Linked DNA regions of Homo sapiens: region 1 is linked to region 2. A link is a contact called in ENCODE Hi-C data. All regions are on one chromosome and are shown on one strand. The core of a region is the stretch at or near the end of the contact, and the rest is flanking DNA. Distances in the headings are between cores, read along the strand shown. Region 1 holds the start of CFAP43 (cilia and flagella associated protein 43). Region 2 overlaps SLK (STE20 like kinase).

The links. A loop is a pair of places that touch in the nucleus more often than their neighbours do. Pooled maps may share reads with other maps.
Region 1: a pooled map shows a loop between it and region 2 (5-fold over the local background). The contact joins the promoter of CFAP43 here to the enhancer-like site in region 2. A Hi-C loop is called at or near these places in 7 of 50 pooled maps.

What each region holds. Positions count from the first base shown.
Region 1 is chr10:104,230,704-104,236,616 of GRCh38, forward strand. It overlaps CFAP43 (cilia and flagella associated protein 43), which reads right to left and starts at 1,661. Exons shown (of 38, transcript NM_025145.7): 1 at 1,479-1,661; 2 at 1-140. The coding sequence starts at 1,543. RefSeq lists an enhancer at 1,488-1,782.
Region 2 is chr10:103,979,511-103,985,654 of GRCh38, forward strand. The region is part of intron 1 of SLK (STE20 like kinase); the gene reads left to right. Among named protein-coding and RNA genes, the nearest start is that of SLK, 15 kb to the left of the region's middle. Within about 2 kb of position 4,066, at least 7 of the 41 ENCODE cell types and tissues checked have a DNase peak (open chromatin) inside an H3K27ac peak, as active enhancers do.

The sequences.
Region 1 (5,913 bases), core at 411-2,910, 250 kb after region 2:
CCACAATTCCATTACTACACTGCAGTACAGTCTTTTTCTTGGTTTCAATATTAATAAATATTACATAATTCCCACAAGGGTAGCAAATGGTGTTGTCGTTGACAAAATGAACATTCTGCTTAGGGAATCCTTGCACCCATCTTTGGGAAAAGATATGTCAACATCAATATAATACATTTCAAATACTTTTTTTTTTTTAACAAAGCAAAGGGTCATCAAAATCTTTGAAACATTTCTATTTTCATGTCCTTTCTGCCCCCAATTTCTAAGATAAAAGAACACACATGCTGGCTGTGAGATCCATTTGAGTCAATGAATTATAGAAATTTAAATGTAGACCTAAAGTTCCGTAGGTCTCCCAGGCCTTCTTCAGATAACTTTTTCAGCAAAGGAAACTCTCTGACCAAACCTGAGAAAGTCTCAGAAGGACTTCTGGGGTCTTCTATACTTGGAAGACAAAAAGTGAAAATAACAGAGAAAAGAGCTTGATCTCAACACAGTGGCATCCTGGGCCATTCTTTTATAATTAGTTTGATTTTTTTAAATAAACTTTAAAAAACAACTTTGCATAGGACAGCCTGCTTTGTGGTTGTTAGCAGAGTAGGAAAATTGCTTATTTACACAGATGAAGAGTATGTGGCCATATTTTAGATTTAAAAATACAGATAAACGTAGAAAATAAAAGGAATGAAGTCGACGTGAATGAAAGGCTAGCACACAAAAAGAACATACTCTCAAGTAAGGAGTGCGTGCTAGGTGTATGCTAGAAAGGAGAGGAGATGAAGGAGATTCTATTTTTATTTAAATATTAAAGGTATGCTTGAAGATGGTGGAAAAGGCAAGTGAAGGACACTGGTTTGGTGAGAAACCTCGAGACATTAGAGTGTCCAGGACTAGCAGGGGATGCTGTATAGAGTGGAGGTGGGGGCTGGGAGGAACACTCTAGAATGTAGGGGAAAAAATGCCACCTATATCTGCGCAGTGCTTGATGCTTTTCAAAGGCTACTATAAATGCAAATAAATCCAAAGCTAGTGGATAGGAGTTAGAAGGAAAGGATTCAGGGACCTAACTTTGGGGAAAATCACCAAAGGTAGCAAGGACGGGATCCGGGCTGTCGCCAGGTGGAGGGGGAGGGGGATGTGATCAGAAGACCCGGATCACTAGCGGGAATCCTGAGCTAGAAGGAAGAGATGAAGGGTGCAGGGGACGTTGCTGGGTAAGAGACGGAGGGTCAGGGTCGCAGAATAAGGAGTGGGAAAGACAACTGGGGACGGGGTCAAGGAACAAGGGGATGGGGAGCGGACAGGGGAGGTCACACGGGGAGGGAGGCTGAGGGAAGGCACTGGGGGCAGAGGGGAAGAGGTCGAAGCTGCGGGGAAAGCCGCCCTAAGGAACCGGAGGGAGAGGAGGGAGGAGGGGACTTGGGGCAGGAGGTTCCGCGAGACCCAGATCGGTCGCGGGGCCGTGAACACCGCACCTCACGGACAAGGACGCGCCGCCGGCGGAGTGGGGGCCTTCGTCGCGCTCCCGGCCTTGCGCCATGGGCAGTGTTTTCCTCAGGCGGGAGCAGGCAGCGCACGCAGCACCCCAGGGCGGGTCGGTTACCTTTCCGCCGCCGCGGGGCTGCGGGCCGCGACGCCGCTGCTGTGTACACCCGTATCCCGGAGACCGTAAGCCCCGCGCCCATTGGCTCTGCGCTTTGGCCCGCTCCCTTCTGAGCCGAGCAGATTGGTGGAAGGTCTGCCGCTCTCGGCCAATGGGTGAGCGGCAAGCCAAGCGAGGGGCGGGCCCCTTGCTGTTCAAAGTGTGGTCTGTTTACCAGCAACATTGGTGCTACCTGGGAAGCTTGTTATAAATGCAGAAACTTGGCTCCCACACCAGATCTACTCAATCAGAATCTGCATTTTAACAAATTTCCCCAGGTCCGGGCCAATAATTGCAAGTAAGACTCATGCCTACAATCTCCGCGCTTTCGAAGGTCAGAGCGGGAGGATCGCTTGAGGCTAGGAGTTGAAGACCAGCCTGGAAGACATAGCGAAACCTGCCGCGCCCGTGCCGCATCTCTACAAAAAAATTTAAAAAGCAGCCGGGCATGGTGGTGCACGCCTGTAGTCCCAGCTACTTGGGAGACTGAAGTGGGAGGATCGCTTGAGCCCAGGAGTTCAAGGCTGCGGTGAGCTGGGATGACGCCACAGCACTCCAGCCTGGGCGACAGAGCGAGACCTGTCTCTAAATAAATAATTATTTTTAAAAATCAATAAATTTCTAAACAGACTTTCATTTAGAGTGCTGACTGTGCCAAACATTGTTGCAACGTCTTCACATCTCCCATCAGCCCCATTTTACAGATAAGTAACGTGAGGAAAAGAGAAGCACATAATTTGTCCATGGCTACAAAGTTGAGTGGGACTTTATTTATTTATATTATTTATTTATTTATTTTTGAGATAGGGTCTCACTCCGTTGCCCAGGCTGGAGGGCAGTGGCTTGATCTTGGCTCACTGCAACCTCCATCTCCTGGGTTCAAGCGATTCTCCTGCCTCAGCCTCCCAAGTAGCTGAGATTACAGGCACGTGCTACCATGCCCAGCTAATTTTTTGTATTTTTAGTAGAGACGGGTTTTCACCATGATGACCAGGCTGGTTTCAAATTCTTGACCTCAAGTGATTCGCCCGCCTTGGCCTCCCAGAGTGCTGCGATTACAGGCGTGAGCCACCTTGCCCAGCCCTGAGTGGGACTTAAACGCAGGTCTAGCTAATTTAGAGCTCCAAGCCCTTAAGTACCATATAACACTTTGAAATGTACCCTCTTGCTTCCTCAGGGAAGCAGACAGCTCTGGAAGTAACCTGATTGAATGGTCGGCAGCTTGTCATTCCTTCTTCTCTCCCATACCTTCCCTTAGACTCCCTCCCTTACCCTTCTTCCTTTCCCTTCAGTCGTCTTCCCTTCTCTACCCTTCCCTTCCTTTCTTTAGGTCTTTCCTTCCTGTCTTGCTTTCTTCTCTCCATTTCTTTCACAAATATTTACAGAGCATCCCGCATGCATTCATGCATGTGCTAGTCACTTGGAAAAAATAGAAAAACAAATAAAGTTTCTTCCTTCTTGGAACTTAGAGACTGGTGGGATCCAGGGAGTTGGGCTAGATATCCACATGGTCTCAGATGGTCTGTGTAAGTTGTGAAAGGATTTATGAAAGTGATTTTATGCAAGAAATGTTGTACAATTCACGGATTGTTAGGCCTCCTAAATGCTTCATACAATGCCCTATGACTCTTACTGTACAACTTGCCTGCTTAAGTAAGGGTGAGCCCTGTGGACATGTGGAGTTAGCTATGCCCTCTAGCTATGCTAGAGAGTCAGCTGTTATCTGCACTTCTGCCTGTTGTGTCCTAGGCTAGGCTCCACACCTAGTACACAATTAAAATCTCTTACTTACCAAGGTTTTCACCAAAAATAAAAGTTGCAAAAAGTTAACATTATAACATGTAATTAAAACTACTAAAGAAACAGTTTTACATGCAAGGTGTGTAAAGAAAGTAAAATGTGTTTTTGGTGAAAGATTATAAGAAGTAATGGGAATGTGGATTTTTCTCTGCCTACATTTAAGTGTTAAAGGATTGCTTTAAGTAAAAAAAAAAACTAAAGGTTTAAATAAGTTGTGGAAGGTTTATAAAAATTAATTGTAAGAGATTCTGTATGTGAACATACTGGCTAAAGTTACAGGGGTATTATTCAGTTTTTCGATAAATTAAACATTGGAATAAAAGCACAACAGGTTTTTCTTAGAGTTGATCTGCTCTTTCACACACACACACACACACACACAATTGTAAAGGGTTATACGAGGTTTATAAGACTCTTACCTTATGGTTAACATTAAAATTGGGTAAATATGTCTATAAGGTTTTATTAAAAATTGGGTTTAACATTAATAGCACATTAATGTAAAGGTAAAATTTGGCTTATTTGCTATAAAAATCATATAGGAAGCATTGCCAAATATGAAATGGTTTTTTGCTTTTTTTGGACTATATTTGCATAAATGTGTTATTGGTATATGTTACAAAGTTATGAGAAACTCTTATAATTCTAATATGACTTAGTGTAGATTATTAATAATTATAATTGTTATGTAAAATTTTGTGTGCCACATAGGTAACCAAGTTTCCTTATCAATTGTGGCTTTAATAGTGGCTATCCTAAAACTTTTTATCATCCACAATTGTTTTCTTGTTCTAATCCTCTTTAGAAGGTGGTTTATAATCAACTGTAGAACTCCAGCAGGTGTTCCCAAATGCAGGTTTCCAATAACTTTGGAAATTGTAACATTAGAATAGAGGAAACAACTTTCAGAACCCTCATGTAGAGCTGGAATGTTCATGAATATCAGAGTCAAGGAAACTTTTCTTTTGAGCTATTTACAGCTTTTAGCAATTGAGTATACTTCTGTGAACAAAATTTGGAGTATATTTGTTTCTCTCTACCTGATTTTTCCAAAATTTGGAAACTATTTGTGAGTATTCTTAATTTATGGCAATATAGTTATTTGCATACATGCAATAAGGATCTGTTTTCTTTTGTAGCAGAACACAATTGGATAAATTGGTTATTTCACCACGGCTTTAACTGGAATGGTGTGCTTTCCTTTAAGGAATCAAACTTGACTTGTAAAGCCAATAAAAGCCACTTGGAGAATTGGCCTCAGATCTTGTCTGCAACTGTCCCTGTAAAGGTAAGTAAAGAATGACCTGTGGTAAGTAAAGAATGTCACTTTCTGGCAGGTCCAGGAGTCCTAAGTTATCTTGGGACCTCAAGAGAACAGGAATTTACTCAACTCATAGATATTTGAGGATACAAACACATGGCCGAGCTTGGCTTTACAAAGTCTTGTCTAAGATTACTTCTATAGAGCAGAGTTCCATCAAAGCTAATTTAAAAAGAGCCTATGTGAAAAATAATTATTTTTGTTGCACTTTATACAAATAATCAGGCCAAGTATAACAAAGCAAATCAGCCTTACCATGATTTGTCTTTAGTAAAAATGAGAAACTGGAGAGAGAAATATTATGTTTCAAGTACTGTGGTATACTTGTTATTAAATTCTAGTCTCATTAGTTGTTTTTAAGTTCGTTTCTGCAATTTAGGCTAACCCTGCTTATTCCTGTGAACCAACCAATGATCTCTGACTGCTGCTCAGAATAAACAAAAGGGATGGGTAATGTAAAAATCTGGATCAGTATTCTAATTCCGGGCACATCACATTCAGCTAATAACCCCATATCAGCTTAGTTCCAACAGCTGCCCAGTTCATGAAAAGCCTTCTAATTTAGCTTACTTGGAACAACTTTACTTATTTTGCTCTACCCTTGTGGAATATATTGCTGTTATACTCTTTGTGTAGGAATACAGGACAAGCTTACTAAATGTTTTCTTAAACACGTATTAATCTTCCAGATATCACCTTTTGTCAAAACTCAACAGTTATGAATGGACCTTACCATACTGATGTTCTCTGACTGAACTCCTCTCTACCCTGAATGCAAGAGACCCTCATAGTTAGGCAGGAATATCATCGCCCCTATTCAGCCTGAAAAAGTTACAAAAGATGGATCTTTGTCCCTCTGCAACCCTTAGGATTAAGGGTTCTCTTATAAAAGACAAGGGGGAAATGTCAGAGGCATGTGAACAAGAGCAACTCCATCTTAAATAGGAGCTGGGCAAAACGAGGCTGAAACCTACTGGGCTGCATTTCCAGATGGTTAGGCATTCTAAGTCACAGGATGAAATAGGAGGTCAGCACAAAATACAGGTCATAAAGACCTTGCTGATAAAATAATTTGCAGTAAAGGAGCCAGCCAAAACCCACCAAAACCAAAATGGCGACGAGAGTGACCTCTGGTCATCCTCACTGC
Region 2 (6,144 bases), core at 2,816-5,315:
ATACCATATCTGATTTTGGATCTTTAAATTAACCTTGATAGAATCTTTTTTCTGGCCTGCTTTTTTTTGGTCTGTGCCCTGATGGATGTGAAGTAATATCGTCCCTGATTACTAATGAGGTTGAGCTCATTTTCATATGTTTATTGGCCATTTGGATTTCCTGTTCTCTGAAGTGATTGTTAAAGTCTTTTGGGCTCTCTTTCTTTTTCTTATTGATTTATGGGGGTCATTATACATTTTGGATACTTATCCTTTGTCCGTTATATATGAGGCACATATTTTCTTTTGCATTGTGGTTTATCTTTTCACTCTCTTTAGGATTTTCTTTTTTTGTGTAGACATTTTAAGTTTTAATATAGTCCAATTTATTAACTTTTCCCTACATGGCTAATGTTTTTGTCTTAAGAAATTCTTTCCTAACCAAGATGGTGAAGATATCCTGCTGTGTTATCTTTGTAAAGTTTTATGGTATTGCCTTCTACATTAGGTGTGTAATTAAACTGGTGTTGATTTTTGCTTATAGAGTGAGGTAAGGACCGAATTTTATTTTTTCTATGTAGATACCCAGTTGTCCCAGCACCATGTACTTTAAAGACCGTCCTTTTCTTACTGCTTTGCAATGCTTCCATCATATAATGGATGTCCGTACGCACATAGTATATTTCCATGACATTCTCTTAGGTTAAATTTTTAGGAGAATTGTTAGAGCAAAACAAATGATTATTTATTAATGCTTATTTTGAAATTACAAAATTTGTGCACATTTATTTTTCAATTTTTTAATTGTAGTAAAATACACATAAAATTTACTGTCTTGACTATTTTTTATATCCTGTGAAGATTCACCATCGTCATGATTTTTAAATGTCTAGTTCAGTGGTATTAAATACATTCGTAATGTGCAACTGTCACCACTGTCTGTCCATCATGCCTCTTATCTTTTAAAATGAAACTCTACCGTGTTAAACAGTAACTTCCTATTTCTTCCTTCCTCCTGCCCTAGGCAACTGTTCTTCTACTTTTTGATACCATGATTTTGACTATCCTAAGTACCTCATTAAATGGAATCATACAGTATTTATCATTTTGTGACTTAGTTCCTTTAGCGTAATGAGCCTTAAGGTTCATCCATGTCATAGCATATGTTAGAATTTCCTTCCTTTTTAAGGCTGAATAATATTTGTGGTATGTATATACACATTTTTCTTATCCACTCATCTATTGATGTCACTTGGATTGCTTGCATGTTTTAGCTGTTGTGTATTTAGCTACGAACGTGGGTGTACAAGTATCTCTTTGAGACCCTGCTTTCAGTTTTTTAGGGTATATACCCAGGAGTGGGATTCCTGGATCTTGTAGGAATCTATTTTTAATTTTTTGGGGGAACTGCCATATTGTTTTCTGTAGCTGTACCAATTTTACATTTCCATCGATTTGTGCACAAGAGTTCTAATTTCTCCACATCTTTACCTATACTTGTTCTTTTCATTCTTTTTTAAAGTAATAGTCATCCTAGTGGGTGTAAGGTGGTACTTATATAGTTTTGACTTATATATCTCTAATATTAGTGACGTTGAGCATCTTTTCATGTGCTTATTGGCCATTTGTATATCTTCCTGGGAGAAATACCTGTTCGGCTCCTTTGCCTATTTTTGAATTGGGCTAGTTGTGGGTTTTTTTTGTTGTTGTTGTTGTTGTTGTTGAGTTTTAGGAGTTGTCTGTATATTCTGGATATTAATCCTCATCAGATACATGATTTGTAAATATTTTCTGTCACTTTATAGGTTGCCATTTTACTGTAATATTGTCTTTTAAAATGTATAACATTTTACAATTTTCATCAAGTCCAGTTCCGTGTTTTCTTTTGTTGCCTGTGCTTTAGTGTCATATCTCAGAATTCATTGTCAAGTCCAGTATCATAAAGCTTTTGCCTCATGCTGTCTTCTGAGAGTTTTATAGTTTTAGGTCTTACATTTAGGTTTTTCTTTGGTCCATTTTGAGTTAATTTTTGTTTATGGTGTTAGGTAAGGGTCCAACTTCACTGTTTCACATGTGGATATTCAGATTTCCCAGTACCATTTTTTGAAAAGACTGTCCTTTTCTCATTGACTGGTCTTGGAACCCTTGCCAAAAATCATTAGACCATATATATGCCAGTTTTTTTTTTTCTGGTCTCTATTCCATTGGTTTATATTTCAGGACTGCACTGTTTTGATTACTGTAGCTTCGTAGTAAGTTTGAAATCAGGAAGTGTGAGTCTTCAAGCTTTGTTCTTTTTCAAGATTATTTTGGCTATTCAGGGTCCATTGAGATTCCATGTGAATTTTGGGATAGGGTTTTCTATTACTGCAAAAAATGTCATTGAGATTTTGATAGGGATTGCATTGAATCTGTAGATTGCTTTGGGTAGTATTGACATTTTAACAATATTAGGCCTCCAATATATGAACATGGGATGTGTTTTTATTTATGTCTTTGATTTCTTCCAGCATTGATTTTTTAGTTTTCATTGTACAAGTCTTTCATCTCCTTGGTTAAGTTAATTCCCAAGTGTTTTATTCTCTTTGATGCTATCGTAAATGGGATTGTTTTCCTTACTATTTAAAAGTCTTTATTTTTCTTGAATTAATTTCCAGACGTGGTACATTTTTTGTCTTATTTTAAAATATATTTTTGAAATTGTCTTTTTGTGTTCTGTTTTTCATCTTTTCCAACTATGCAATCTATGCACATTTCCTCAGCTTCTTTATTACACAGTTGTGTTTGTTTCTGCATATTCATGCTGCTCAGAGTCAATAAGTCCTTGCAATAAGCAGGAAAACTGTGTGATCTGAGAATTGGTAAAACATTTTGGAAACTGCAGACTTAGCCAAATTTAACTTATTACTGACACCATTTTGTTGCTATATTTTGACTGACCAGTGACTAAATTTTGAATACCTAACCAGAACAATATAAATAAAATAGAGTTTGGGAATGTGAAGAAAATATAAGGAGAATATAAAGTATATTTCTTTCTCTTTTGCAGATTTCAGGAAATGACATAATCCTTGGAATTTCTGTAATATTTTACAGAAATTACAGAAAGAATATGTACAGTCGATCCTCATTATTTGCAGATTTTGTATTTGTGAATTTGCCTACTTGTTAAAGTTTACTTGTAGTCCTAAAATCTATACTTGCGGCACTTACTTGGTTATTTGTGTGTATGCGCAAAGCTGCAAAAAAATTTGACTCCTCTAGCAAGCACATTCCCAGCTAAACTTGAACAAGGTGACACTGCCTTGATTTCACCTCTCATGAAGAGATGACCAGAGGACGGAGACAGCAGAGGGCAGTGTAGTGAAGTGCAAGAAGGTCTGGCTGTGGGGGCCAGTTGGATAGGGTTTGAATCCCAAGTCTGACATCTGTTTTTGGGATGGCCTTCCGCAAGTCACTTAACACTTATACACCTCATTTCTCTTTTGTAAAATAAAGAAAGGAGAATCTCCCTGGATGAATTGTTTTCAGGATTTAAGAATATAATAATCTATGTGAGGGGTGTGTGTATGTGCATGGTTTTCCCTATGAACAATGTTTCAGTAGTCGCTAATTCAGTGCTTGCAGTGATTTTATAAAACATAACTACCACAAATAATGAGAATTAACTCTGTGTGTTTGCTAAATGATGATGAATGATTTTATTCTTTTTTAATATTGATACTTGTTCCTACCAAAATCTTAGCAGGACTGAAAAGATCACCATAATTTGCATGTAATTTAAAACAGATAACAGTATGAACAGTCTAAAAGTATATGCTTCCTTCAGTGCGGTTTCCTCTCTCTTCACTTAATAGCTTTTTGGAACTTTGGATATTTATTACCCAAACGTTTACTCTACTCTGTACCTTAGCTCTCCCATCTGTGTTGCTCATAGGTTTTGAAGGATTATGCCAGTTCTTAATCTCAGTTCCAAATACGCCCTTCTATGCTTTGTGATGCTGGTTCAAAGACTGCAGATCACATTTCTGCCTTGCTAGCAGCTCATTTCTGTTTCAAAAGTATAGGGCACTAGAGGGAGGCTGCAAGGAGAAGGAGGAAGAAATGACTTACACCTTTGTCTTGTTTCCTGTGAACTTCCTGTCTGCTTGTTACTTTGACCATCACCCTTGTAGAGGTTTTTTTTTTTTTTGCTCCAGCATCAGCAGTTTCTTTCTGTAGCAGCTGTTGAATACAGTTTGTAGTTTTTCCAACACTCACAGAACTAACCTCATCATAACCCTTCATAACACCAGCACCAGTTGGCTGGTACCCTGTTCCTCAAAAGTTTGGGTCGCAGTCTCACAGGACCCCTCTTCAGAGACAACAGCACCAGCTGAGCAGCACTCTGTCCTCAGAGGTCCGTCTGAGTTTCAGCTCTGTGGAACCCTTCCTCCAAGCTTCTGAATTTTAATAATTCCAATCTTTTCCCTTTGTTCCCATAGTCCTAGGGGTGGTAGCTTTTGCCTGTAGTTGTTACCTCCCTGATCCTTTGTATTATTTTTTCAGTTGGCAACAGAGTTAGTCATTGTTTTTATTAAATTTCTCTATTAAAATAATCAATGTGATTTTCCTCCTGTCTGGACCCTAACTGATACAAGGATTAAATAAGTTACTAAATGGAAAGTGCAGAGAACAGTGCCTCTTCTAATAGCACGATGGATATTACTATATACGATAACATACTTGAAATAATTTGAGATTTTTCTTACTGATTTCTTTGCAAAATACTAATATTTCCAATTTATATAGGTAAAAACATTAAAATAATCATTGAATTTTATTGATATTAATATGCTCAAATATCACCTCGGTTAGACCTAACTTAACTACCCTATTTAAGTTGTAAACTCTGGCCTGTGTGCTCTCATACCCCATTTCCTCATCTTATTTTATGTTTTTTGAGACAGAGTCTCAGTCTGTCAACCATGCTGGAGCGCAATGGTGCAATCTTGGCTCACTGCAACCTCTCCCTCCTGGGTTCAAGTGATTCTTGTGCCTGAGCCTCCTGAGTAGCTGGGATTACAGGCGTGCACCACCACACCGTGCTAATTTTTGTATTTTTTGGTAGAGACAGTATTTCGCCATTTGTCCATGCTGGTCTCGAACTCTTGGGCCCAAGTGATCTGCCCACCTCGTCCTTCCAAAGTGCTGGGATTCCAGGCATGAGCCACCGCGCTCAGCCTTCTCATCTTTCTTATTAGTTTACTTTTTCCCACAGTACTAATTGCTAATATACTGATTTATTTGTTGACTGTCCACTCCCCAAAATTGTAAGTACCCCAGCACAGAGAGATTTTGCATATTTGCACATTGTCAGCATCTAGAACAGTAACCTAACATATAGAAGGCACTCAGTAAGTATTTGTTGGAAGAATGAATGGATTTCAGCAGATCAACTCTTTTGGTCAAGATTTGACCAAGATTTTTAATAGATTTTTATGCAGTAGTTCCCCCTTATCCGAGGTTTCACTTTCCATGGTTTTATTTACCTGCAGTCTGAAAATAGGTGAGTACAGTACAGTAAGATGTATTGAGAGACATCATTCACATAATTTTTATGATAGTATATTGTTACAGTTGTTCTATTTTATTATTATTGTTGTTAGTCTCTTACCGTGCCTAATTTATAAATTAAACTTTATCATAAGTATGTATGCAAGGAAAAAACATAGTATACATAGGGTTTAGTACTATCCAAGGTTTCCAGCATCCTCTGGGGGTCTTGGGATGTATTCCCTGGGGATAGAGGGGACGGCTGTATTACGTTTCTTTTCTAGAGCACATTTCGCTGGGGTGTTGTTTGTCTTTGTGTTTTCTGCAGCTTGGACCAGTGCCTTGTAGTGGATGTTCATGAACATTTTGAGTTGTTCGTGAACAATTTGAGTTGTTTAGTTTTTACATTTTATGGTTAAATGTTCTTACACACTGGACAATTAGGCTCTTCTTCTTTTGGTGGGGGGAAGAATACCTCAGCCTTGAGATGAAATCAACCAGATTGATAGAATCAGTCCCAGTGATTATTTTTTCTTTTTATTCCTTGTTTTTTAGATTCCTTTTGTATTTATCTTACATATTTTTTGTTTGTTTGTTTGTTTGCCTTTGATTGACTAACACCTCTGTGGG